Linked DNA regions of Mus musculus: all the other regions are linked to region 4. The links are chromatin loops, found by intact Hi-C in ENCODE. Cell type or tissue: heart. All regions are shown on one strand. Region 1 overlaps Rcan2 (regulator of calcineurin 2). Region 2 overlaps Rcan2 (regulator of calcineurin 2). Region 3 overlaps Cyp39a1 (cytochrome P450, family 39, subfamily a, polypeptide 1). Region 4 holds the start of Rcan2 (regulator of calcineurin 2). Region 5 overlaps Rcan2 (regulator of calcineurin 2). Region 6 overlaps Rcan2 (regulator of calcineurin 2). Region 7 has its middle 24 kb from the start of Enpp4.

Evidence for each region. Hi-C counts contacts between places; a loop is a spot of excess contacts. Peaks named below come from ENCODE experiments on the same cell type or tissue, not always from the same donor. Only the 100,000 strongest peaks of a DNase experiment are listed, where the experiment ranks them.
Region 1: it touches region 4 in a loop (3.0-fold over the local background); 6 of 42 quality-filtered maps call a loop at or near these places.
Region 2: a loop joins it to region 4, with 4 times the contacts of the local background. A loop is called at or near these places in 16 of 42 quality-filtered maps.
Region 3: a loop joins it to region 4, with 4 times the contacts of the local background. A loop is called at or near these places in 16 of 42 quality-filtered maps.
Region 5: it touches region 4 in a loop (7-fold over the local background); 17 of 42 quality-filtered maps call a loop at or near these places.
Region 6: a loop joins it to region 4, with 2.8 times the contacts of the local background. A loop is called at or near these places in 6 of 42 quality-filtered maps.
Region 7: a loop joins it to region 4, with 4 times the contacts of the local background. A loop is called at or near these places in 4 of 42 quality-filtered maps.

Annotation. Positions count from the first base shown.
Region 1 is chr17:44,029,076-44,033,075 of GRCm38, reverse strand. All of the region lies in intron 4 of Rcan2 (regulator of calcineurin 2), which reads right to left. Among named protein-coding and RNA genes, the nearest start is that of Gm34857, 13 kb to the left of the region's middle. In heart, no CTCF peak of the experiment used is centred here; DNase peaks (open chromatin) are centred at 1,695, 2,125 and 3,195.
Region 2 is chr17:43,853,395-43,857,394 of GRCm38, reverse strand. All of the region lies in intron 2 of Rcan2 (regulator of calcineurin 2), which reads right to left. Among named protein-coding and RNA genes, the nearest start is that of Rcan2, 54 kb to the right of the region's middle. In heart, no CTCF peak of the experiment used is centred here; DNase peaks (open chromatin) are centred at 1,114 and 2,104; H3K27ac peaks cover 2,400 bases.
Region 3 is chr17:43,698,716-43,702,715 of GRCm38, reverse strand. It overlaps Cyp39a1 (cytochrome P450, family 39, subfamily a, polypeptide 1), which reads right to left. Exons shown (of 12, transcript NM_018887.4): 7 at 1,149-1,239. Among named protein-coding and RNA genes, the nearest start is that of Gm25783, 2.4 kb to the right of the region's middle. In heart, CTCF peaks have their summits at 1,507 (motif pointing left) and 3,228; no DNase peak of the experiment used is centred here.
Region 4 is chr17:43,799,006-43,803,005 of GRCm38, reverse strand. It overlaps Rcan2 (regulator of calcineurin 2), which reads right to left and starts at 1,155. Exons shown (of 5, transcript NM_207649.1): 1 at 910-1,155. Gm34773 (a long non-coding RNA gene) reads left to right here and starts at 2,623. Exons shown (of 3, transcript XR_385586.2): 1 at 2,623-3,035. In heart, CTCF peaks have their summits at 746 and 1,732; DNase peaks (open chromatin) are centred at 395, 1,195 and 1,715; H3K4me3 peaks cover 1,886 bases; H3K27ac peaks cover 1,738 bases; H3K27me3 peaks cover 618 bases.
Region 5 is chr17:43,867,967-43,871,966 of GRCm38, reverse strand. All of the region lies in intron 2 of Rcan2 (regulator of calcineurin 2), which reads right to left. Among named protein-coding and RNA genes, the nearest start is that of Rcan2, 68 kb to the right of the region's middle. In heart, CTCF peaks have their summits at 2,049 (motif pointing right) and 2,949 (motif pointing right); a DNase peak (open chromatin) is centred at 2,086.
Region 6 is chr17:44,037,011-44,041,010 of GRCm38, reverse strand. Rcan2 (regulator of calcineurin 2) reads right to left here. Exons shown (of 5, transcript NM_207649.1): 5 at 1,495-4,000. The coding sequence ends at 3,878. Among named protein-coding and RNA genes, the nearest start is that of Gm34857, 4.7 kb to the left of the region's middle. In heart, a CTCF peak has its summit at 2,095 (motif pointing right); no DNase peak of the experiment used is centred here.
Region 7 is chr17:44,128,299-44,132,298 of GRCm38, reverse strand. No RefSeq gene overlaps it. Among named protein-coding and RNA genes, the nearest start is that of Enpp4, 24 kb to the right of the region's middle. In heart, a CTCF peak has its summit at 1,651 (motif pointing right); no DNase peak of the experiment used is centred here; H3K27me3 peaks cover 623 bases.

The DNA.
Region 1 (4,000 bases), 230 kb before region 4:
TTGGGGATTCGTTCTTATTTAGTTCCTCATCTGAGAGAGGGCTGGGCCATGAGTGCTTGGGATCCCCTCATTTATAGCTTCCATCTTGGCATAGGAACGGTAGGACTAGGGACATACCCTAGCGTCTCTGGCTTTCCGTGGGCTCCAGATATCTGAACTCAGGCCCTCCTATTTGCATGGCCAGTGCTTTGCTCACTCAACGGTCTCCTCAGTCTACAAGGCAGGAAGCTCTTTATGAGATCCTCTGTCAGCATCCCCATCAGCATCCCACTGTGTCCAGTAGGAACTTTCATGGAAGTGACTGGTCCAGGAAAACAGAGTATTATGGCTCCTAAGTGCACAGGAAGCAAAAGCAATAGAAGCAGGGAGAGGAGTCACTCTGCAGTGCATAGAGACTCTGTGAGTTACGGTTGCTGAAATTGCAGATAGGACTGGTGTAAGTATTAGACCCCTGGTCCAAGTTAGTTGATAAGGACCAGTCAGCATGCTGCCCCTGTTTGTACCATACTATGTGACAATCTGGATGGAAAGTAAACCTTAATCCAGCAAGGGAGTAACCCCCTTTGAAATCACTGTAGACATCTTGTGACCCATTTAATGTTGTGTTAAATAAGTTGGATTAAGTGGAGTTTATCACCATGGTGGTGTTTTTTTGTTTTGTTTTGTTTTTTCTAATTTATTTCTTTTTAAGATCAAAGCTCTAAGGCAGAAGAGGATACTTGGGTACTGCTAATGAGAGGAACCCTCTTGGAGCCAGTTTTATCTGCAGGGTGCAGAAGATGATGGTTCAGTGCAGCTTGAGGGCATCTCTGAGCACTGGTTCTTGGAGGGAGAACTTACTAGAAGTGCTTGCTAACCAACAAACCCCAGTGGTGTCAGCAACCCTGCTGACGCTGATCTAATGGAGGTGTGTAATGCTTGTGTGTGCTTTTGTGTGTGTGTGTGTGTGTGTGTGTGTGTGTGTGTGTGTGTGAGAGAGAGAGAGAGAGAGAGAGAGAGAGAGAGAGAGAGAGAGAGAGAGAGAGAGAGAGAGAGAAATCGCATAAAAGCATGAATGTGAAGGTCATGAAACCTAAGGCTGGTGTGGGTGAGAGCTGTGATACAGGCCAGCATGAACATACACCCTGGCCTTTTACTCGTCTTTTTGGAAGACAGCTATCCTTGTTGGAGAGATCACATTTTGTAACCCAGGCTGTCCTAGAATTCACTATGTAGCCCAGGCTGTCCTAGAACTCACTGTATAACCCAGGCTAGCCTGGAACTCACTATGTAATCAGGCTGTCCTTGAACTTGTAACCCTTCTGTCCCAGTCTCTGAAGTGGTGGTATTTCTAGCATACTCTACCATTCCTGGCTTCCTTTTCCTTTTTTCCTTCCCCTCCCTTTCTTCCATCTCTAATTCCTTCTTTCCTCCCATCTTCCATTCCCACTTTCTGCTTTCCTTCCTTTCTCTTTCCATGCCTTCCCCATCCCTTCTCTTCTTCCCGTTCTCCTTTCTTCTTTTTCCTTCCCCACCCCTTCACAACTGCAGTGAAGCACACAAGGAAAGCTAGCCTTTGTTAGGTCTTTTCTTTACCTTGGCTAATATAAAGGGGCACTCCTTCCAAGGCACCACCTGCCTCCCCCTCCCCCACATCTCATTCACACCTCTGGCATGGAGGAAGAAGAACCCAGAATGAGACTGAGTAGCAGTTTGGCCCCCTCTGGTGCAGCCTCTTCATGTGGGGTGCAAAAGCATCTTCAGTTATGTTAATCAAGTCAGGCTGCACATTAGTAAGGGATGTTTTCTGGCTGTGGTCCCATTAAGGCTGACATCTCATTGTGCTATTTTGGGAAACTTTGTTACTATCAAAATTCCACAAAGCTTAACATCTGCTGAGTACCTACAAACTAAAAAGAAATAGCCTTAGCTTTACTGGATTGGATTTTTCTTTTTTTGGCTTCTCTTTCCCCTCGGGCTTCAGCTAATTCTTCCATCATGAGGGTTGACGTCAATACTGTCACTATTCAAAGGGAACAACTGGGCTTAGTTGGGGACAAAGAGCTTGTGTCAAGCCTTTTCCACCCAGGGTGGAGACAATCTTGGCCATGGTGCAGTGAGGACAGGACATTCAGACCAGTTCCTTTTATGGGACAAGGAAAGCATTCATCTGTCACCTGCTTGCTCCCTTGTCTGCGTTAGATTGTCCTGTCCCCTGTGTGCAGAAAGGAGGCCAGGGCCAAAAGCCTTCAAAAATGCACCAGTCAGGGTTTTCCCTTGAGCTATGCTGAGACACATGAAAAACTATCTAGTGTGGGCAAGAGTCTAATGCTCATTCAGGCCTCAGACACTGACTGAGGCTTGGCTACTGTTCAAAGAGATGCCCAACTTCTGTCCTCTAGCTTCTTGAGTGGGTGGGATCAGGTTGGTGACAATGTCTTGGTTCCTGTGGTAAGAAGGAGGGACTGTATTGCAGGCAAGATGCCTCCCACCTGTAATGAGCAGGGTCCTGAAAGGGTCCTGGGTGGTAGTGCCTTCCAATGTAATTGACACAGGGGGGTGGCCATAAGGCCACTTTTGACTCTAGGCAGTGACTGAGCCCCTCCTGCATTTTTCTCTAGACTTCCTCACTGAGATTATAGTTTGTAAACACCAGCGTCTTACAGAGATGCAATGGCAAGAAGATGGTGCAGACATTAAAACAAGAGTCAAAGCTATATAGATTTTAATACGTAGGGAGAAAAAATAATAACCCTTTTTGAATTAATGAAGGGAAGAAGAAACCCTCCTGAGACTTCAGCACTTGGGGACCAGGCCCTAACATATGCCCTGATGGGGAACAGATAGAATCTCTGCTTCAGGGACTTCCCAATGGCAATTTAACATGTAGATGCTTTGTTCCTTAGCACCTCCTGCTGTTCTGGAAGATTCTTACTTGTTCACACTGATGCCCTTATCAGAGGCCTCATATTGACCGCTTGACATCTTCCTAAATACACACTCATGCTCACATCTCTAAGATGGGATCTTTCTATCACCCTTCCAGGCATCTCCGTGAAAATCCTTAGAGCCAGGTACTCCTCAGTTCCTTCCCCATCTACCACCACTTTTGGTCAGTCTCGGTGCTTTCCTCAATAAGACTCTGAAGCATTTCCACACATGTTTCTTCTAACAAAGACCCCATCTGGTGACATCTTTGAAACTTCCAGCCACCTGGAGAACTTCCTGTTTTCCTCACCACAGCAACTAGTCTTCTTAAAACAACAGATGGCAACACTGAGTTATCACATGCTAATAACGTGACTCAGAGGAAGTTGTATAACTGAGCATTTATCAAGGCAAGGAGGATAGCACCCGTGTTCCTAGGATACGGTGAAGAAAAATTCATGCCGACTATATAAAGCTCTCCCAAGAGGCATGATATTAATCACTTGGGAGAATGTCACTGTGGTCAGTACTACTCAAATAATCTGTTATATATGATGAACTAATCATGCAGTATTTAAATAAACAAGCAACAAAACAGTTGCTGCAAAGGGCTTTGACTCCATGGGTCATGAAGAAGCCTAAGAACTGACATACAGGCTGTGTCCCACAGGTTATTGCTTAGCTGGACACCATGGAACCTGATCACAAAGACAGACTCATTTTTTCCCCAAGTCACTGGTCTCCATTTTCTGAATTGTCATTGGTAAATTTCTCTTCTTTCTTCTCTCTCTTCCTACCCATTTCCACACCTCTATGTCTGAGATAGAAAACTGCAAGTTGCTATTTTAATGAGATCTTGGATTTTTTTTTCCTGAGGTCATCTGAACCATTCAATTCTAATATTTAAATGTACCATCTTTTGTATCTATAATTATCTCATTGGAGTGATATTTGCACATGTGTGTATGTATATATGAGTGAGTACATGTGTGAGTGTGTGTGAGTGTATGTGTGTGTATGACCATGCATGTGTGTGTATAACTGTGTATGTATGCGTGTGTGTAAGTATATGTATGAGTGTATGTGTGTGTAT
Region 2 (4,000 bases), 54 kb before region 4:
CAGGAAAATTCCTTTTATCAACTATGGGCCTGTATGTTCACATGATTATACATATGTATCCCTCCCATATACATGAATGAACACTACACACATCCACACTACTCTGTTATAACAACAGTTTTATGAAGGTTTTATAATTACAGAGCAAAGGGATTCACAAATCAGGACATGTTTTGAATCCACTAATGTTGGATTATCAGGTAGGAAAGTTACAGAAAAGCAGAGAAGACTGTATTGTAGATTCTTAGTCTCTGGGCTGGCAGAAGCTGGTGGTCTGTTAGTAGGGTCAAAAAATTAGCTGATATTCATAAGGATGCTATGTGAAGCACATAGGTAAGCAATAAGTGATCATTGAGATGATTAAGATAGCAAAGACCATTTGGCACTCCACCTGCTCTCTCTCTCTCTCTCTCTCTCTCTCTCTCTCTCTCTCTCTCTCTCTCTCTCTCATACATACACACACACATGCACCCACACAGAGACACACACCAGTCAATCAAACTTACAGAATCTCTAAACATGTGAGCCACTTTTTTTCAGTTCACTATTTTACATAAGCAGCAGCTAAGAATTTGGAGACATAAACTACCTATGGTCACACAGTGAATGAGTAGGAGAATTTGCTTCTAAACTGGAACTCCTATGTTAGAAGCTCCCTCCCCTAATCACTGTACAACTTCATTTTCCTAGAGACAGAATAAGCCCTGCAGGAAGAAAGATCAAGCTTTCTTCAAAAGTTGACACAGACACTGGAAAGGTGCTTCAGTGTTTAAGACCGAGTATTGCTCTTCAGCTTCCAGCATCCTGCATTGGCAGTTTACAGCCACCTGTACCTCTTGCTCCAAGGGATCTGATGCCCTTCTATGGCCTCTGCAGGCTCCTAAAGTTACATGCACATACCCACCCACAGACACGCACACACACACATCCAATTAGAGAAAGAAGAAATAAAATAGAATCAACTACTCCATGGCATAGGTGGCTCAGAATGCCAGAATCTTCCCTCACTTCCAGACACTCTGAGCAGGTCATATGATGGGCTCTTCTGTCAGCTCAGGAGACATAAAAGGGACACTCTAGTGTAATCTCAAACAACTGCCTCGTTTAGTTCCAAGCAGCTGCCATGGCTGGAAAAAAACACTTGGCTGTCCTCACCAATCATTAGGACGCCTCAGAGCTCTCAAGTGTCACATAAAATATATCGATCACATTCAGGGAGTGCACTGAATAGGCAACAGGAAAACCAGTCTCACCCTGAGCTATAGAGTTCCATTTCTAGGCTGGCTGGGTCTTCCAGTTTTATCGCCCTGTCTTCAAGTTCTAGCATGGTTTAATGTGCTGTCTATATGCTTATTTAGTTTGACAGCCTATAATGCCAGTTATTTAGGCTGTTTACTAGTTAGCTGGCATAAAATCCAACAGCATCACCCTCTACCTCATGGCCCTAACCTGAGAGATGTAAGGTCATTTAAACCATAAGCCACACAGCATGGAGCTGTGCCCTGGCGAGGTGGCAAGCCGAGGAAAGTCACTAATTAAAGTTTCTACCACCAAGTGGGCTTTGACTGCAGACGATAAGGAGCCCTTGGGACTTGGGGGGGGGCTTTATCTTGTTCTTTTCTGTTTGTTTAAGATTTATTTTACCTTCAGTTATGTGCACGTGTATGAGTTTGTGCACACATGAGCAGGTGCCTGTGGAAAGCAAAGGCATTGGATCCCTCTGGAACATGAGTCACAGGCAGTGTGGGCCACTTCATGTGGGTGCTGGGAACCAAACTCAGGTCCTCTGTCCTTGTGGAATAGTCATTATTCACACTGCTTACATCAGTTAGGACCTGTGGCAAAGGATTATCAACCTTAAAGGTAGCCCCTGGTACAGGCATTCTCTTGACCAGAGAAAACCTGAAAGGGTGACATTCTATAGAGACCTGGCTCTGAGAGTGTACAATTCATTCTGTTCCGACTGCGGTATGGGGACAGGATCCTTGCTGAGGTGACTTTTGGTAGAGTCCAGACACAGAGGCTATTCTTAGAACAACCAAAAAAAGCATGGTGCCGCCTAAAAATACTGATGACTCAACACCTAGAGGCTCCAGTGACGTCATGCTGTCAAAGAACACCCTTTTCTCCTCACAGGTTGCAGGGTTAAAATTAGCAAGCTCACAGCTCACCTTCTGAGGAGAGCAAAACATCACAGCTGAAGAAGCAAACGGGAGTGTGGGTCACTTAGACAGCCTGCCACCCATACAGTGCCTGTCACTGTGCCTTTTGGTCCAGTTGTTGGTTTGGTTGTTAGAGACAACCAAAGTTAAAGGCAGTTACATCCTTCTGACATCCTTACTTACAGTCACCCTCCTCAGAACAGGGTTTGAGAGGAAGGGCAACAGTGTTGATTACAAATGAGGGCCTTGGAGGGCTCATCTGAGCTCACCACAGATGCCACATCTCACATCAGATGGGCCCATTTGGAGACTATGATCTACATGCACAGTCCTGCTTAAGACAGTGTTGCCTGAATTTCCTCCCAGGAGGAGACTATGCAATGCCTACCCTCCATGTCTTAGCATCCCAATGATAAACCAGAGTATGTTTCCACCAGGGTTTACCTTGGAGATTAGTGAGTTATTAGGCTTCTTTATGATGCATGACTAGGAGATTCCTGACAAGTACATAGATGTCCCCAAAGCAGCCATACTGGAAATCTTCAGTAGGCATGGCCTATGGTGTCCCCAGAGCCACCATAGACAGAGTCCTCTTCCCTAATCTTCCTGACCTATATACTATATACTGTAGCACTCCCCTTAGCCCTCAAGGCCACATGCAATTAGGGGAAAATTCATACAAATGCCTGAGAGAAGTGGCCAGAATACTTGATGAGGGTTCAATGAACTGCTCCCTCTAAGAGCAAGCTCAGCTATGACCTGTGATGATCTTTTTTGCAAGCAGATAGTTGGGCTCAAGAAGATAATGGTTGTTCTGCTCTGAGGACAGCACTAAACAAGAGGTGAGGGGACAAAACCACATCTGCAATGTTTCTAGCACAGTAGCAAGAGCAGCAGCCATGGTTGGGGGGAAGCCAAGACAGGAACTCAAGCATCTGCTTACATCACATCCACGGTCAAGAGCAAGGACAGAATATGAGCATCTTTACTTGTTCTACAGGGCATGCTCAGCTAGCTTTCTCTATTTACACAGTAGAGGGCCTCAAACCAGGGAATGGTGCCACCCACAGTGGACTGGGTTCTCCTACATTAACTCACAGTGAAAATAATCCCCCACAGACAGACCCACATGTTAACCTAATTTAGATAACTCCTTTTATTACTATGCCTTTTCAAGATATCTCTAGGTTATATTAAGTTGATATTAAAATTAACCAATACAGTCAGGTAGTGGTGGCACACGCCTTTAATCCTAGCAACTCAGGGGCCAGAGGCAAATGGATCTCTGAGATTTGGACCAGCCTGATCTACAGAGTGAGTTCCAGGAAAGCCAGGGTTACACAGAGAATTCCTGACTCAAAAAGAAAGGAAGGAAGGAAGGAAAGAAAGAAAGGAAGGAAGGAAGAATGAAACCAAGCAACCTAACCAGCAGAGCAGTATATTTCAGTCACTGGCCCTTCCATGAATACTTAGCCTACATACTTTAAGATACCTTGGGATACTATTTAGGCAGAACTTAGGAAATAGTATAGTGTAGAAGTTGGTGCTCATTTTCTCTGAGTTAGAACATTTCCTCCTGCAAAAAGGAAGGAGAATCATTAGATTCCCTCAGGAAACTATATTAGTCAGGGTTCTCTATAGAGTCACAGAGTTATGGGATGTCTCTATATATTAGGGGAATTTATTGTGATGACTTCCAGTCTATAGTCCAACTAACACAACAATGCTCAGCTGTGAATGTGAGGTCTAAGAATCGAGTGGTTGCTCAGTTCCAAGAGGCAAGTTGTTAAAGATGCATACCACCACACCTGGATCTGAAACTTGCTTTGTTGCAGGAT
Region 3 (4,000 bases), 100 kb after region 4:
TGTTAAGAGAGAATAACAAGTTTTAAGAATACGTCAGGGTACAGAAGGAGCAAAGGGTTCTGTCTCCTTACACTGGAGCTGTGTCTAAGAGCTCCAAATTCAAACCCTGTGGACACTCAAGATTAATGTCACACTCCAGTTGTGACCTCTAGGTCTCTTGGACCCTCCATATTATCCCTACCACTCTCATTCTGGCCTTGTACTCTCCAAAGGCCAGGATTCTAGAGAACTTTATGTCAGGAAAGACTCCAGTAAATGTGGACAGACTGTGTGAGTCAGGGTGTTTGTCGTTTGTCTGTAGATACACGCTCACCTACAATCACACTCCCACCTGCAGACACACATCCACCTGCAGACACAAGCTCGCCTGCAGACACAAGCTCACCTGCAGACACACACCCACCTGCAGACACATGTCCACCTGCAGACACAAGCTCACCTGCAGACACATGCTCACCTGCAGACTCATGCTCACCTGTAGAGGCACATCCTCACCTGCAGCCACGTGCCTACACGTATGCAGATATGTACCATTGCATATCTCTGATCAGCTCTGCAGACCTGAAGCTCTGTGTAGGCCAATAGCCTTTTCTCATATTCACCAGAGTGCTTCTGGGATTCCAACTGTGAGCATTGCTAGTTCTCAATGATTCTAGTGCTCACATCTCCACATGATAAAAGCATAGCACTGCTGGGTTCACCTTCCAGGCTGGCATGACCAGAGCAGGGCTTAGGTACCCAGTCAAGTTTGTTTGGTTTGGATAAAAACTCCAAACAAAATATTTTCAAAATGGTATTTTTAGCCATTATACAGGAGGCGAGGGAGGGACAACTTTAACTGGCATCATATCTTATATAATAATATACTTTTTGAACAAAAAAATCAAATTATTTTTAATATTTCATACAATAGTCCATGACTTTACACACTAAGCACTGGGATTACCAGTGTGTGTCACAATTCGAAGCCCCCCCCTTTTTAAGTGGGTGCTGAAGAATGAACAAGTATAGGTCCTCACGCTTGTGCAGTGGCATCTTACCAACTGAGCCATGTCCCCAGCCCGAATCCCTGATTAAAACATGGCAGACATTCCCGATCAAACCATACATACTCCATGCGTCCTTGATTGTGTAAATTAATTTAGTACCTGCAGTGCCAAACACAGAAGATATGCTTTCTAAAACAGTCCTGTGGATATCGGGATGAGACAGGATATATCCAAGTGTCCAGAATGCAATCTGCAAAAGAGGAACACATACAACATAAAACTGTCTTACCAGGTAAATGCAGGCGGAGTCAGTGTTAGCCATAGACAGTTGAAAGAAGCAAGAACAGTGTTCCAGCTCCAACGATTAGGAGCTGGAGAGATGGCTTAGCATGCAAGAGCACGGGCTGCCTTCCGAAGGAAGGACACAGGTTCCATTCTCAAAACCTGCATCATGGCTCACAGCCATCTCTAATTTCAGTTCTGGAGGATCTGATGCCCTCTTCTGGCCTCTGTGGGCATTGCACACATGTGGCGCTGAGACATATGTGGGTAAAACACCCATACAAATAAAATAAAAATAAAGGGGGGAAAAACATTTTTTAAAACATGCTACTAAATATCACCATTAAAAACAACTAGATTTTATAAACAAGAGCGGTATCATATACCTTTTAGAGGTCAAATCTATAACTGATTATTGCTGTAGTTTAGCTTTGGTATTTATAGAGAGTTTCTTTGTTGAACTAGGGAAGGTTCCAGATTGTATTTACTAGCAAACAACATAAAATGTCATGTAGGCATACATTAAATATTCAGAACAAATCGTAATACTTAAGAATGTTAATACAACATGAAAACATTGTCATGATTTAATTTCCTTAAAATACAAATGTAGCAGCAGACAGTGGTAGCACACAGCTATAATCTCAGCTCTTGGGGAATAGAGGCAGGGGGATTGCCGCAAGTTCAAGGACAACTTGGTTTGCCTGTGACTGTGTAGCAGCCAGGCCTAGACAGCAAGACCACGTGGAGAGCAAGAAAGAATGTGTGAGAATGAACTAGGGGGTTTTCTTCTTGCACGTGAAGCATATTAATTTTAAATAATCCCAGGAAGCCACACTTAAATCTCGTTAAGTAACTTATGAGGCGCTGGAGGGGTAGATCAATGCTAAGACACTCGTGTGGTATGGACCGACAAGGCCACAGGCTCAACACCCAGCACTCTCCCACACCTCACCCAAGTACATCTGTACCTTCAGAAGAGCAGTCAGGTGCTCTTACCCACTGAGCCATCTCACCAGCCCCCAAGTACATCTGTAAAGCCTTTCTTTTTGGCCTATTAGGATTATTTGGTATATAATGTGATTTTTCAATGCCCAGTGGTAACTCAAGGTAATGCATGAATGATTTCATACTTGCTGTTCGTAGGAGCGTGGAACCTCAGTCTAGGCTTTTAAAGCCAAGCTGAGCGCAGCAGCTTTCCATATAGATTGGACAGCAAAGATCTCCATTAGAACCGTAATAAATCATAAATGTCTCCTACTGAGTATACTACATCCATCGTTTCCATCATCTAAGAATCCTGCTTCCACCCCGGATCACTCAGCCAGCCAGCTTCAAATGCTTCTATGAATTAGCTTTTTTTGTCTGCACTTCTGTCCCCAAAATAAATGTCCTATAAACAGTCTTCACGCTTATGATTTTATTCAAGGGCTAACATATTTTTGGAGATGGTTTTCCTTCATTTAATACTTATCACAATAAATTATTTTGAATTAAAAAAAAGAGTCTTTCCTATCTCCCCTATATAGAATATGTAAGATAAAACCGTTCATCTTAAAAAACGTGCTTCCAGCTGAGGACAGAAACACAGGGATGCATAAAATCCTGAGAGGCTTGGATTTCCCTTTTGCTTTCTTTTCCCATAAGCATCTACTGTGTTAAAGAGATCATGAACTTGAGAAGTAATGGAGGTGGGTACAGGGGGAGTCAGGGAGCACGGGCAGGGTAGAAATACTGCAAACTCATGTATGAAATTATGAAAAATGAAAAATGTAAAGAAAAATAAATAACCATAAGTGGCACCAAAAACAAACAAACAAACAAAACCACAAACAATTCTTGAAATCAATTCTTAGGTGACCGAGGTAACAGTCTGTATAACTTAAAGTCTTTTTGTTGTTGCTTTGGTGAAACAGGATGTCCCTTGAAATGATCAACTACTCCCCCGTGTGGTCAAAGGAGGAAGTGCAGCATTGAAAGGTGCATTAAGCTGGAAGCACAGGGGTGAACAGACGAACACGTGCGATGCAGACATTCTAGGGCAGCATCTGGATTAGGAAGGGCTCAGCCTGGAGATTATCTAGCTCATCTTCACACAGTGCCCAGGCCACTGTCGCCTTGGTCCCTCCTGAGGTTCTTCCTCCTGTGAGCTACCAGTGGAAGTGATAAGCTATTGGATTTGCTCAATAATCACGCTACGCTCAGTTCGTCGGATTTGAAGTCAGAGTCCTCGCTGGGGAAAGAATTCCCATGATGCTCCTTGATCTTCAGCAGCACAAGAAGGGCTCAGAGTCCCGTGTGCCTAACTGGTTTTGAGAATCACAAACACCGGGTCCCATTTATTTTTATGGCAGACGTTAGAATTCAGGTCAGTAACAAATGTCTGCACAATGGTGTCCAGTGCTTTTTTTTTTTTCCTTCACAGATTTCTTATTTTTAAAATCTGATGTTTTCTACCTTTAAGACAGAACTTTTGAGGACTATTGAGCCAGCTAAGAGGTTAAAGTACTTGTCACTCTCACACAGGACCTGGGTTTAGGTCCCAGCACTCATGTAGCAGCTCACACTACCCAGAAGTCTAGTACCAGGGGGACTCTGATATCTGCTGATGGCCACAGGCACTAGGTATGTACCTAGTACCTATGTGCGCTAGGTAAAACACTCACACATAAAGCAAAATAAATAAACCAAAACAAAACAATCTACTTTTTTATAAATGATACAGGATG
Region 4 (4,000 bases):
GATAGGACTACATAAAGAGAAACAAGAAACGGGTTTTGTTGTTATTGTTGTCTTTGCTAAAATGAGGTTTTAAGACAGTGTTGGCAGTGGGTGTAATAATCCCTCCACTGACCATTTCTATCCCAATATAAGAAACAAAACGTGCCAAAGTATGCAGTCTTGTTGAATCCATCAGGGATAAGAAAGAAAGGAAAAAAGAAAAAAAAAAAAGGACAAACAGCAAGGCCTTGAAGAATAAATCATTAACCACAAGTCAAATCGAGGCACCCTGGCAACCAGCGAGATGTAGAGGCAGCCGAGAGGAATCAGGTAGCTGAGACTGCCTTGTCCCCTCTGATGACTTCTGGAGAGAAACACCCCACAGGCACGACGAACCCGGCACACCGCGCTCCTGTCCATGTCACTTTTCAAACTTGAAGTTATTTTTAGATGACCCAAGCCGGCTAAGCCCAGGCAGGACAATTCTCAGCCCGCTGTGCCCGAAAGCCCCTTTGCCTCTCCCTAAAAAATTTGGTAAAGCTTGGGAAGACAGGGGTCTCCTCATTTTTTTTCCTTTACTCACTGCTTTGCTGGACACCCCTAACTCCTCTAAGCCCAAATCCCGGGGACACTGGAGTTATTCTGGATCCTCCAAGTCCCTATACACCTGCTGCTGCACCTGGGAAGGTGGACCCTTGGCCAGTAGGATGGGGAGGGGGCTTTTGGAGACTAGCGCCTCCTAGAGGGGGTCATGGGAAACCTGTCTCTGGGGATGCTTTGGGGACTGGCCAGGAGAGAAGATCTCTCCAGCCCTGCCCCTGAGCCCAGCAATGCTTGATTCCCATTGTCCGGGTCCCCTGGCACCCAGGTGTTCAGCCCTGGTGGGACAGGGGACAGGGTCGATGGGGCCTGCGCCGTTACGTAACCGACCTGCAGGACGTCTGCGATGCGCCGCTGTGGCGGCGGTGACAGTGGCAGCGGCTCGGGGGTCCTCGGGGCAGCAGGCTGCGGGCGCGGCTCTGCCTGTTCACCTGACGGCCGGGGCGAGCGCGGAGCCCGCGGGCCTGGGCGTGGAGCCGTGCGCACTGAGCGCCGCCTCCCGCTCTCCGGGTCGTGGGGTCACCCGGGCTGTGCCTCCTGCTGGTGCTCCCGCAACCTCCACCGCCGTCACCCGGGACAAAGCGGCTCCGGGGAGGGGCCGAGCCGGCGGCTCTCGACCAAGCCAGTGGAGATGGGCGCGCCCCCAGCTCCGACTCATCGGGCCAACCTCCAATCAGACCCCAGGGAAGCCAAAGCCCCTGACTGGCCTCCTTTGGTCGCCTCCCTCCTGACCAGTCGCCCTTCTGGGTCCCTCACCCACCTCCACCTCCTGGGCTTCCACCCGGCGCTCAGCTGCACACCCCTCCTTTGCGATCTCAGGCGAGCTGGACCCTTTGCAGGAACCTGACACAGGAGCCTGTCCCCAAAGGCAATGCCTTTCCAAAGAAGAGGCTCCCGGGTCATCTCCCCCATCCCCCGTTGAGGACTTTTTTTTTTTTTTTTTGAGGGTCAAAGAGGGGTGAGATCGCTCTTGGAGCGAAGCATCTGCATACAAGGATACTAAAAAATAAAAGGACAGAGAAGAAACTGTGGGTCCGTAGAACTAGGGGGTTGTTTTCTCACAGGTCGACCTCTGGCTAACTAAGGAACTGTCTGGAAGCCACTCTTGAGTGCTCAAGAGCGACTATGCTTGGTGGGTGCTGGCGCCCTCTGGCTGGGGCTGTGAGTGAGCCCTGCCCACACCATTGAAGGTGCCCTGTGCCGGTTTCACAGTTTTGCCAGGAAAGACTCACAACCACCAGACCTGGGGGAGAGAAAGAAGGACTTGGGTGTTCAAGGATTCCTAATGTGTAAGACTTTGGGTCCCTAGGAAAAGGGAGACTAGTATTTATACAAGGTAAAGGGGAAGGGGCGTGTCGGAGGTGGAACAATACAGGGAGGATTTACTTCTCAACCAAATGAACCCATTCTGAAGACTGTGCAAAATTATGCAGCTCAAGAACAAGGAAGCCTGTGACTTGTGGTGGCACAGACGGGGACAGGACTGAATCTCATGGCAAGAGTACCTCAATGACACAAAATGATTAGCGTTTGGAGACCGTGGAAACTGAAGGATAGAGGAGACCAACCTCAAAGCAGATAGAATGGCAGATAGGAATAAGTTTTGTGTCATGTCGCCTTTCTCACTGTTGTATACTTGAACCTTTTCCTGCATCCACTTGGTTGGTTCTTAATAACAGTATTAAAACTGCATTGAAGTAATAGTTCTCTTCTCTTCTCTTCTCTTCTCTTCTCTTCTCTTCTCTTCTCTCTCCCTCTCTCTCTCTTTCTCTCTTCCTCCCACCCTCCCTCCTTCCCTCCCTCCCTCTGTGTGTGTCTCTGTGTGTGTGTGCCTATCTCTGACTCTCTGTCTCTGTGTGTATCTTGCTGCCTACTCTCTCTCTCTCCCTCCCTTCCTCTGTGTGTGCCTCTGTGTGTGTGTGTGTGTGTCTGTCTCTGACTCTGTCTCTGTGTATATCTTTTGGCTCTCTCGCTCTCGCTCGCGCTCTCTCTCTCTCTCTCTCTCTCTCTCTCTCTCTCTCTCTCTCTCTCTCTCCTTTCTGTGTATCTGAGTGTCTTGCTGCCTCTGTGTGCCTGTTTTTCTGTCTGTCTCTGTGTGTCTGTCTGAGAGAGGGGGGGTGCTTAGCTCTTCTATCCGCTTAATCTGCATTAAATATAAGCACAGAATTAAATAAACATTTCAGAGTTGAAAATGACCTTCGATGTCATCACGCTTTGGGCATGCACATTCTACATGTTTGTTAATTTGACAGAATTGCAAGTTCGGAGAGAAATTTCTTTTTGAAAGGACCTTCTTATATGGAGCAAAAACATCTCTAGAATTTTCTCGTACAGGCTATAGCTCACATCTGAAAGTCATCATGGAAATCAAGCCCCATTCCTCTTCCAACTAACTATTTTTGAAACCTAGGAAGATAGCCATCACGTCTGGTGCACCTGGAACTTCGGCTTTTCAGGTAATATAGCTTCAAGGCTTTCAACAAAATTTCAAGGTAGCAATTCTTAGACTCACCGTGTGTTGACTTTGATCACAAGGAGGTCCATTTTTGTGAGTCTATATTTACATAAAACAAAGTTTTTGGTTGCAGAATATATTTTTGTTAAAGTTTTGGAAAATGAGAGAAATACATTTTTATCCCTGTGTGCTATGTGCTAATGTGGGTTCACATGTACAGTGTTCCATGTGTGTATGACAAAGGACCACCTAAGGCGGTCTTCACTGCCTACCTTGTTTGAGACAGGGTTTCTTTTGTTCCTCTGTGTGTGCCAGGCTGGCCAACTTTCCTGGGATGTCCTTGTCTCTGCCTCCCATCTCACTGTAGATGTAGTGGGGCTGCTAATGAGGTCTCCTTGGGTTCTGGGGTTTAAACTCAAGCCCTCATGCTTGTGAAGCACTGAGCCATCTCCCATCCTAGAAGACTCAAGGTTAATGATCAGTTTAAAGGAAACCATACATGTAAATGCTCTTTGGCTGGCATCCAGTGATCACTTTACATCACTATGAAAAGATCACCATGGCCATTCGCCTACCACCCAGATACAGATCCTTTTACTTTTCTAGATTATTTCCTTAAGTTGTCACATCCTCATACTTCAGCTTTTGCCACAGAGGCAAAGTTTGCATTGCCAGTTGACTGTGTGATTGTGTGTTGAGTGGAAGGCAAAGGCCAAGAGACAAGACTGTCTTCATTTGGTTCATTTTTAAGAAGTAGATCTATTACCACGAGTAAAGTTAATGGTAATGATTAGAGTGAAAGGATCTGTGGGGGCTGACTTGGAATATATTTTGTAGAGCAGGAGTAAGATTCATGGGCAGCTAACATGAACCGTTGACAGTAAGATCCTAAGTTCTATTTGTTAGAATTTACTGAGCACAACCTATATGCTAGGCTTTATGAAAATCACTTTGGATATTAACTCA
Region 5 (4,000 bases), 69 kb before region 4:
GTGACGTTTTCCATTCAAACCCCTACCGTTCTCAAAGACGCAAGATCCTAGAGTAAGGATAAGGTGTCTACACCTTAAGGACCAGGCACTGTGCCACATGGCTTACACAGACAATGAATTCTTACAATGGCACTTCAGAGACTTTTAGGCCCATTTTTTTCTGATGAAAAAACTGGAGCCAAGGGAGATTTTTTCCTTGGCCCTCTTGCACACAGGTAAATGAACAGCCTGAAATTCAAATTCAACTGGATAGTGCTGACATCATGCCCACTAACTCAGTTCTCTATCCTACAGTGTGTGTGTGTGTGTGTGTGTGTGTGTGTGTGTGTGTGTGTGTGTGTGTGTTGTACAGCGGTGGTTGTGTGAGGCCAGAGGTCAACCTGGGCTGTTGTTCTTCAATACTGAGTCCTGGGATTCTGGTTAGGCTAAACTGGTTAGCAAGCAAACCCCAGGGACTCCCTCAGCCTGTGTATCCAGTAGTGTGCTGCCATACCCAGCCTTTAAAAAGATATTTTTTTAAAAAATAAAAATAATAAATGGATAATGTGAAACTCAAATGGAGCTGTTTGGTGCTAGCATCATGCTCACTGACACAAATCCCTTCCCTCTTGTGTATGTATATATACCTGCATGTGTGTGCATGCCTCCGTGGCAAGAGGATGTTGGGTCCCCTGAACTGGAGTTAGAAGGGGTTGTGTGCTGCCACGTGCATGCTGGGAACCAAGTTCAGATCCTCTGCAAGGCTGCCAAGTACTTGTAACCGATGAGCCTTTTCTCTGGCCCCATGCCTAGCTTTTTACTTGGGTCCTGGGGATTGAACTTGGGTCTCCATGTCTGTATTTTATGAGCTGAGCTGCCCTCCCAGATCTAATCCCACTTGTACTTTAAAGGTGATGGGTCTTCAATATTCTGTGCAACAATACATCAGTACCCTTATTTGAAGCAAAGGTATATAAATATAATAATTTGGCACTGACTTTGTAACATAGCCTAAACCTCCTTTATTGTCTGTTAGGACAAGATCAGAGGAAAAAAAGCTGGGTTTTGGAAGGAAACAATTTAACTGTTTGTCTCTCTAATGTCATCAACACTTTTGGGGGTGTGGGGAGGTTATATTCATTCTAACCTTCCATCCTTCCCAGATTTAAGTAAATCCCTTAATTCCTTCCAGAAGTAACATGTGAGCCCCACTCTAACAATCAGAGCCTCTTCATAATGCTATGGGGCACTTTCTTCACTGTTCTCACCTGACCAATCTCACTGCCTGGTACCCACTCCATTGCCCAGACATCCCAAGGGTAGAGCCAGAACTGTGCCACCAACTAGTTCTCACCCAGTCTGTAGAACCCATTGTTAAATTCCCAAGAATTTTCCTTGCTGTTTGTTAAATGTGACCACCATAACAGTCAAATTATCTTTAAGCCTTTTCAAACTGATCAATTATAACAGAAATCATAAACATTCAGAATTCGACACTGAAAGATTGTCACTTCATTTCGTTAGGATCCCAGCTCATGGGGCTATTTGCAACTCTTATGTGATGGAAAGGCTACCTTCTGGCATTAGAGCACATCTCGGGTTGATCCACATTCATGACTCCACATTGACAACTACAGTTGTCATGTGAAGACCAACGTTCAGGTTTTATCCCGCCTCAGTGAGCCTACTGTTAAGTATTAAGAGCTATAGATCAGGCGAGTTTGGTTCAGACAACGCTCCCATATGATTCCAAAGCAGCCAGTGTTAGAGAGGTGCTACTTTTGAAAGCCTAAGGTCCATCTCCAACCTCCTAAGACCTTCCTTTCTTCAACGCCACCTCTCTAGCCTTTTCCCTCCATCCACAGCACGGGCTCCATCTCTACAGTCAATCCTTCGTCCACTATTCTGTCCAATACATCATTGCCAAGATAAGCTCACTGCGTCTTGTTTTAGTATGTAAATATTTTAAAATATGATGAAACCGCAAACTTTTATTTCCTTTCCTGAAAACCACCTCTTTTAGAAGCTCACCTTCATTCTCCACATGGGAAGTCCGTGCCTGGATTGTAACCACCAGCAGGGGGCAGCAGCGACCACTGAGAGAGAAGCTGATGTCAAGCCAGCTTGACTGAGAAAGAGCACATATTTTTTGGGAGGGGGGGAATCGAAAACATTTCTAAATAGTTTGCTGGCTCATCATATCCTTTGTGTCAGCAAACTGCCTTGTAAAATGCAGGATATGTCATTTTCTACATTCTCAAGAAACAACCAAAGATATCATTTACTGCTTTTTGTGCCAATTAATCTGGTCTGGACTAGGGAGGACAGGAATGTTTCAGATTCCCACAGATTAGATTTAGGTGATTGCTACCTCAATCTGATCATGTTTTAAGTAATTAAACCTAGTTGCTTCAACTTTTTAAGATATAAATTCCGGAATACATGAACTGAGTACAGATTTCAAAGCACAGAATCCCTGCATTTAAAAAAGACAAGCCATGAAAGACAAGACCATTGAATAAGTAAATAATTGGACTGCATAACTCCACTGAGTTCTATGCAAGGCAAGAAAGTTGAATCTGAGTTTAAAGTAATACTACTAGACTACTGCGTGCCTTGGTTTGGGTTGCATAGTGAGTGTTATTTACAAGGAGTAGCCCCCGTCCCTATAGAAACAAATGATCCCTTATGCATTAGGAACCTGGGGTTCAAAACCAGGAGGGATCACAGAACAAACACCTTTTCAGGGCATGGAATAACAGTTTTGATACATGAAGTATGGATGAGGGCGTCCTGTCTCTTTCCATGACTCAATTATCGATATTCTCTGATCAGGTGTGCGTGCGTGTGTGTGTGTGTGTGTGTGTGTGTGTGTGTGTGTTCAATAAGACCCCATCAGAACCGTCATTGATCTGTGCCCTCCACCCTAGCATGGTGTGCCATTCACAACTGATGTTCTAAGCGGCCAGCGGAGGGCAGCAGCAGCAGCAGCTGGTGAGAAACCATCTTAAACAGAAGCTGTGAGGGCTGCGAGCATGGTGAATGCCATGTCTAAGAAAGAAAATTGCTTTAAAAGAAATGAGAGCTAGGGGTTAGGCTCTGAGGGACGGAGTCCTCAGGGAGTCAAGGAAAAAAAAAAGAGAATCCTCTGGAAAAGAGAAGAAAATGAGCTAAAACCAAAACCAAACCAATAAGGGTCAGGGAGGTATCTGCTCCAACATCCAGAATGCTGCTGACATCTACGTGGATGGAGAAGAACACACCACTAAGCTATATGGTCAAACTCAGAGAACACTGCCCCCGGAATGACATGCAGAAGGATTAGGTCCAGCTCCTCCGTAAGGTCATTGTGTTCTTAACTGCTGAGCCACCTCTCGCTGGCATCCCAGAATCTTACCTTCACTCAAAATCTACTTATTAACCCTGACCGTTTCTACTAAAGGCAACACAATGTGGCTCTGGAAAGATTACTCAGTCAGACAAGGCGTCTGCCTCCCAAGTATTCGGCTTTGAGTTGGGAATCTCAAACCCATGTCAAAGGCAAGGCCAAGTGTGATTGCCTGCTATCCTGGTAAGGACCAGATTAGAAACACAGGTGGATCCCTGGAAGCTCACGGGCTAAGTAGCCTGCTCTATTTGGTGAAGTCCCAGGTAAATGAGAGATCAAAAGTTAGAAACCACCCGAGGACCATCATCTGAAGCTGACCTCTGACCCCACAAACACATACACACACGATTGGTCACACATGAGCGTATGCACAACTTACTAAGGGCAAGCATTTAAAGGAGGTGAACATGCTATCAGTCCAATTGATTTTGAAATGATCCTATCAAAGATAATCCCATCATCGTCACACTCACTTTACACAGTAAGGAGCAAAGTAAAACACAGACGGGCCCCGAGGCTCTTTGAAGGTTGTAGAGCGAGCAATAGAGCAATAAAATCCAAAAACCCTCCGACCCTCCTAAACTCAACTCATATATGCCCCTTTAAAAAAACATTATTTTATATGTATGGGTG
Region 6 (4,000 bases), 240 kb before region 4:
ATATAACTTTGAAATATATTTATGCTCTTACTTGCATCAGGTTTTTTTATGTATGCATTCAACACTTGAAGGACATATGAGTTGTATAACGTTAATAGCTCCTGGTCACTCTTCTCTGGGCCTTGTACATATTTTTATATTGATATGAGAGCTTTCCTCTATGTGCTTCAGAGTGCAAGAGCTTTAGCCAGGCATGCCCATGGTGCTGTTAGCTACTGCCCAAGCATTCTCAGATGATCACTGTGTCTTCTTCATGCGGGCCTCTTCTGCTGCCTTCCCAGGACTCCCTAGTTCTGCACACTTCACTGCTGCTAGAGGCCAGGTATGTTCACCTTTGAGGTTTCTTCTTGACTGACAAGAGGTGAGGTGGAGCACCTTTGACTGTTTATGGGCCTTCAGATAGTTAAGGCACATGGATCTATGTGAATTGCCCGATGTAGGTTAATCATCAAAAAGAAAGTATTGTATGTCTTTTACAACTGGCTTTTAGAGCAGCAATTCTCAACTTGTGGGTTTTGACCCCCTAAAGAACATTGGAAAAATACAGATATTTATATTATGATTCATAACAGTAGCAAAATTACACTTAGGAAGTAACAATGAAAATAATTTTATGGTTAGGTGTCACCAAGACATGAAGACATGTATTAAAGGGTCGCAGTGTTAGAGAGGTTGAGAACCATTGCTTGGCTGTGAGTTATTTAACTCCTCCATGTGTATCGGCTCTAACCTTAATGATTTCCAGAAAGCAAACCTTTTATATTTCACGAGCATTTCTTTTATTGTTTAAGGGCTCTCTATCAGAGGGCTTCCTGTTAGTGTTTTTAAAGAACATAGTGGGAAGGTGTTAAAAAATGTTCTTAGTCCTGAACACAGGGACCCCAATGGAGGAGCTAGAGAAAGTACCCAAGGAGCTGAAGGGGTCTGCAACCCCATAGGTGGAACAACAATATGAATAGCCAGTACACCCAGAGCTCGTGGCTCTAGCTTCATATGTAGCAGAAGATGGCCTAGTCGGCCATCATTGGGAAGAGAGGCCCCTTGGTCTTGCAAACTTTATATGCCCCCGTGCAGGGGAATGCCAGGGCCAGGAAGTGGGAGTGGGTGGGTTGGGGAGCAGGGTGGGGGGGGAGGTATAGAGGACTTTCGGGATAGCATTTGGGATGCAAATGAAGAAAATATCTAATTTTTAAAAAGGTGTTCTTAGCACACTTGAAATGCCTTTTGGAATCAGTATGGTTGAACTTGACAGTAAAATAACCTTCTGAGCCCCCTTAATGAGAAGCCAACCCATCTTTCCAGGCTTGGCTTAAATAACTTCTTCATGGGAATGCTATTACCAGCTTCCCTCCTAGTTCATTAGGAAGAATATCATTGGGTTAGCTCCATACGTTGGTTACCCTTCAGAAAACTCCAAGCTGGCTTGCACTCCCCCACCTCCCCAGCCTCAGGGATCCTTAGTCCAGGCAGACAAGTCAGAAATGATGCCACACAGACAGTCATTCACCAGATATATTTGAACTCTAAGCTCTTTGAGCTGTACACGTGCACAAATGATTCAGTTGGTGGAAACCTTCCCCTTCCCCTCCATTTAAAAACGTTTCAAACTTAAAAGAGCGCTAAAGAGGTTTGCATAATGAGCATCATGGAAGTGTCCAGGTGACTTTCTCGATGCTGGGAGGTCCCGTGGCTTCCCCATTCCTTCTGGGGAAAGCTCCCCCTCCCCCGTCCCCATGCTCAATCTAGCGCGAGAACCCCTTGATCTGTAGCAGGTTAACGTCAACAGATGGCAATACAGTTTACTAAGACTAATCATCTGGGCCGTCTAGAACACTGAGTTCTTAAGGACTATGCAAGGTAGTCACACTCAACTTTTACTAAATTAGACATTTCTGCTATCATTGTTTGGAAGCGCAAATTATTTCCCAGACTTTCATTTTGTTTCTCTCTCTCTCTCTCTCTCTCTCTCTCTCTCTCTCTCTCTCTCTCTCTCCTGCATCCTGAAAGTTAATGTGGATTAGAAGGTCAGCCCCTGGTAGTTGACTGTTGTAATCAATCCATCTATACAACCGATTTCACTGTTTCTGCCACGAGAGGGCATCATCTCGCCACTATTTCTAGTCTTTCCATGGCCAATTTAAAAAAAAGAAAACAAAACCTTCCACAACAAAGGAAAGTCAAAGCCTTTGCTTACTGTGTACACTCCTCAGATCTGATTTTGAAAAGACGACTTGTTTTCCCCATGGAAACTTAGGATTCCACAAGCAATACTGTCCTCGGTCTCAATCGTACTGTACCGTGTCCGGCACTATATTGCTATATTTCACAGTAGAACGGACTTTTAATTTTCTGAATGATCAGTCTAGGTTTGAAGTTTCTGCGGAAACTAACATACACCTTAATCAAAAAACCACAATTATCCCCCCATCAGGTGGCTGTGTTAGTGTTCTTGTGTGTTACTCCGAGGCTTAGGCCATGAAAGTCCTTGCCTGTTGTGTGGTAAATGGTATTTGCATCCAAAGTTACTAGTTAATGAACAGGAATAGATGAGGCTTGACACATGGAGCAGAAAGTATGGTTCTGCAGGTGTATCTTCTGTAATGCACTTTGGGCTAGAGATATACAAAAGTCACACATAACAAAAACAAGGAACTTTTGAGCGCATGGGCATTGGATGAATGGGAAGGGCATCCGTTTACCCATCATCCTTTGTGCTCTGAAATGCTCAGCTGTATACATTTCTTGGATTTAGCGTCACCCAAGTTGCTTATAACTGATACTTGGATCTTTGTTTGGAAACAGGTGGTTTGGACAGCAAAGGTTGGCTAGTCAGTTATCTATTGGCATGAGACATTGCTGTTCCCTTTTACAACTTAGCACGAACCGCAATAGCATGTAATAGTATCAGGTTATCTACATTAGAATCAGAATGCATTCAGAAGCAACACAGGTATGATGTCATTAAGCAGCTAATGGTTGAACAATCACTAAATAAAAAACATCCAGATTTTAAAAGCACAGCTCAAACATCTGTACAAATATACAAAGGGGTAGGGGACAGTCATTCAGACACTATGAGATTTTATAATAAATAGGTTTGTCTGAAATCGGTCTCTGTCACTTGGACAAGCCTCCCCAGTAACACTGGGTAGACCTCTGTGGTAGTGATGTTCAACATCTTTGGGGCCATGCTCAATTTTACCTCCAGGAATTTGGCCAGAGTTATATGATGTAATTGACTCAAACTAATAATGATTCCCAGACTTATTGAGCTGAATGGTGCTGCGGATGCCCCTTGTCTATACAGGACAGGGCTGGGATACCACAAGTTGGGGCATACCCTCAAAATCATCAAAATCAATGCTGGTGATCGTGCATGTCCTGGGAATGTCGGGATGCAGAGGACTGGGTGAGACCAGATAGGGGGATCTCATGCAGTCAAAGCCAAGTTTACTTATGGTCCTATATAAGTGGCCAGGAAAAAAACATCACACACACACACACACACACACACACACACACACACACAGGACTGAACTGGAGCAGCTCACAAACAACATAAAGGCTCTTCATTACCGATGTCTCTGGCTTGGATCAACATGAAAGAACAGAGATATGGGCTGTACTGATTATTTAATAAGAAAATACTACCCTCTATCTAGAACTTTCTAAGTGATGGATTGTAGTTAATGGGTAGGAGTTGATTGGGAGACATATCACCTTTGCCTAGCCCTTTTGTCCGAGAGGCTTAATTACAAGGAAGGATTCGCAAACAACCAAACACCCAGGGACTTAAAGGCAATTAATTGTTTGGACAAACAACAAGGGGGGGGGCGGGAAGCATGATAAGAGGAGATGCATGTTATCATGGACGTGCTCAGTTGGACACGGAGGGTGGCAGGCCGGGACGCCGGGTCTGGATGATTTTTGGCTTTGGGGAAGTCTTTGGGTCCTCCTCCTCCTCCATGTCGCTGTCACACACATGCACCACGACGCTCGG
Region 7 (4,000 bases), 330 kb before region 4:
GAAAACACGGATTTACGACCACAGCTGGGAGTCCACCCACTGTAAGGCATGACACATTCAGATGGTGGACAATCTCACCTTCCAGGTAGTGTGCTCAACTGCTATACATATGCAACATTTTCAAGCAGCATAAACAAGCCGAAAGGACAGATGGTACAAATAATGAAACTGAAGTATAGAAAAAGATTGTTTACCAAGACATTTTATGTGAGTGTGGGTGTATGTGCATGTGTGCATTCTTCAGAGAGAGGGGGGGTGCTCATGAGTATTTGAGTACATATGTGATGTATGTACGTAGTATGTGTGCTTTGTACAAGTGTGTGACTGTGTGTGATTTATGCACATGTGTATATGATATGTAGACATGCGAGTGTGATGAATGCATATGAGCGTGTCTATGATGTATGCACATGAGTGTGTGGATACACGTGTGTGTGCAGTCCAGAGCAGGCTGTCCCCTCTAGTCCTCTACTGCTCCTACTGTCTGTCTTGCTACTTTGAGACAGGGTCTCCCAACGAACTTGGAGCTTATCATTTGTTCTCGGCTGACTGGCCAGGAAGCTCTTGGGGCCACACCTGTCTCTTTGCCAAAGCCAGAGGCACCAGCATTCAGTCATGCCTAAGCCATGTGTGGATGCATAAAATTCCAACCCAAGTCCTCATCCTGGCAAAGAAAGCACTCTTACCCACTGAGCTACCTTCCTGCTCCTGAGATATTTCACTTAGTAAAAGTTGTGTAGACATAGGGAGACAGACCTTCACATTGTTTTAGCAACAGGAAATGTGGGATAGGGGTACTTGAGTTCAAATGCAGGTGCTGCCACTCGCAGCCCTGAGGACTCCTGGTCACAATCCTCTAAACTTTCATAATCATTTTTATGAAAATGGAATATCCTCCTCAAAGCATTGATGGGAAGAATAAGTGCAATCTACATTTAAAATCTTAGTATCCAGCAGACTGCATAGGTGTTCTGTGCTAGTATTTTACAACTAAGCACCACCCAGAGTAACATAAGACTTCCAAAAGAGAAAAAAAATGATGGAGAAGTAGGATAATTAATCATAGCATGTTAGCATGTAGCTGCAACCACGTTTCAGGGTGTCAAGCTGATTAGTATGCATTTGGAAACTTACTCTCCTTCAGTCAACCAATCCCTACTAATCATGGTGATTGAAATTTGCACGTTTCAATAATTTCAATCTTCACAAAGTCAATCACAGCCATCATTTCTCATGATGTGCATAGGAACACATAAAATAGGCGGACATATCCAGACCCACTTAAAGACAGGGTTCCGCCAGGGATGAGCCTGAGCCTGCGCTCGTGGTATTTAGGGCACTGGGCCTGTCAGGATGACACTGAATTTTCAGTGCTTACACACACACACACACACACACACACACACACACACACACACACACACACACACACGTATGTGTGGGTGCTTTCCTAAAAGTGTGTTGTCTAAAAGTCAGCCTCAAAATACCACATGCTATAGTTGATCCATGGTGATGGATAATGCACTGAAATTAATGTGAAGATGGTCATTTAAAAAAAAGCAAAACCAAAAACAAATGCAAACGTTTGAAAGAATCATGTTCATATCACTCCAAAAACTGAGAACATCTGGTGCATCAGCTTCCAGAGTCCACGAGGGGGCGCCATTGTCCACCGTATCTGATCTAGCCCCCTAAATCTTGACTACTACTGCTTAAAAACTGTCTCAGAATGTAGTCAACCTTGGGGCTTTCCCCCTAGGTAATTCTGCTTTAAGGAGGGCATCTTCAAGATCTAAACGTTGTTAAACATGTTTGATCGGTGTAAGTCGTGTTGCTTTAGGAATCAGTTTTACTTACAATTCATTTAACAACTCATATTTTAAACGTTTTTAATGTGTGTGTGTATGTATGTATGTGTGAGGAGGGATGAATGTGTGATTATGTGTATATACATTCGTGTGGAGGCCAGAGATTGGTGTTGGACACATTCCTCTCTCCACCTTATTTATTTATTTATTTATTTATTTATTTATTTATTTATTTATTTATTTTGTGGACGCTGATTGGCTACGCTGGCTGGGCATGGAGCTAGGAACATCTATGTCATGTTTTGTTGTGTTTCCCTGTCCCTAAGCCCCAGTTCTTGGGTTATAAATGGGTTATAAATCCCACACATGGCCTTTATGTGGTGGCAAGGTTCGGAACCCTGGCACTCAGGCTTTGGGAGCAGACATTTTACCACTAAGACATCTCCCCAGCCCCTGCCTTTAAAAACTTTTAAAGAGATAAAATTGTGTATACTTATGGTGTACAACATAGTGTGTGTGTGTGTGTGTGTGTGTGTGTGTGTGTGTGTGATGGGTAAATACGCTTAGCTTAGTTTATAGACATTCTATTCTGTGTGGTAAGAACACTTAAACCATGTTCTCCAATCAATTTTCCAACATATAATAATTTCTTATTAACTCTAGTCCCCAAGTGGTACAACAGACCTGTTTAGTTGCTTTCAAAGGTGCCAGGGCAAAATACCTGATTAAGGCACCGGACGGGAGCCAGAGGATCCACTTTGGCTCCTTGCTGCAGGTATGTCTGAGCTGCAGCCTGTGGGCTGCATGCAGCCTGACAGCAATAACCATGGCCTGACACAACCGTAGATGACAGCACCCTGGATGCCCCTGGCAGGCGGCACAGTCTGTTACGGCAAGGAAGGCATGAGGCATGACATGGGAGTGGTTTATGTCTGTGGCAAAAAGACCTTGTTCACATCCAGGGATATCAAGATACTGAAACGTCCTGTGTCTACGGTTAATTTTAGGACCCCGGCCCATTACGCTGTAGCGCCCACAACCTTCCCTCCCTGGGCCCCGGAAACACCCTCAGACACAACCAGAGGTGTGTTGCCTAGGCGGTATCAAATCCAGTCAGGCAGACAATGAAGAGTAACTGTTATAAGACCATATATGAGTTCGTTCTCTGTCGTTGTGGTCAAATATCAGCTTAGAGAAGGAAGTGTTTGTTTTGGCTTACAGTCCACAGTCCACCACAGTGGGGAAGCATGATGGCTGATGGCGGGCAGGGAGGAAAATGTGTATCAGGCATGGTGGCACAAGCAGGGAGCTGAGAGATCACACTATTTATTTATTTATTTATTTATTTATTTATTTATTTAAAATTATTTTTTACACTCCATATTCCATTCCCCAACACACACCCCCCATCCACCCTCTGACTGCTCTACATGCTATACGTCCTCCTCACCCTGTCTCCATGTGGATGCCCCCACCCCACACACCACCTGATCTCTAAACTCCCTGGGGCTTCCAGTCTCTTGAGGGTTAGGTGCATCATCTCTGAATGAACACAGACCCAGCAGTCCTCTACTGTATGTGTGTTGGGGGTCTCATATCAGCTGCTGTATGCTGTCTGTTTGGTGGTCCAGTGTTTGAGAGATCTCCAGGGTTCAGATTCATTGAGACTGCTGGTCCTCCTACAGGATCGCCTCCTCCTCAGCTCCTTTCTGCCTTACCTAATTCAACAACAGGGGTCAGTTGCTTCTGTCCACTGGCTGGGTGCAAATATCTGCATTTGACTCTTTCATCTGTTTGTTGGGTCTTTCAGAAGGCAGTCATGATAGTTCCCTTTTTGTGAGCACTCCATAGTCTCAGTAATAGTGTCAGGCCTTGGGACCTCCCCTTGAGCTGGATCCCACTTTGGGCCTGTAGCTGGACCTTCTTTTCTTTAGTCTCCTCTCCATTTCCATCCTTGTAATTCTTTCAGACAGGAACAATTATGAGTCAGAGCTGTGACTGTGGGATGGCAACCCCACCCCTCACTTGATGCCCTGTCTTCCTGCTGGAGGTGGGCTCTATAAGTTCCCTCTTCCTACTGGGAGAGGCATTTCATCTAAGGTCCCACTCTTTGAGTCCTGAGAGTCTCTCACCTCCCAGGTCTCTGGTGCATTCTGCAGGGTTCCCCCAACCTCCTATTTCCTGAGGTTGCC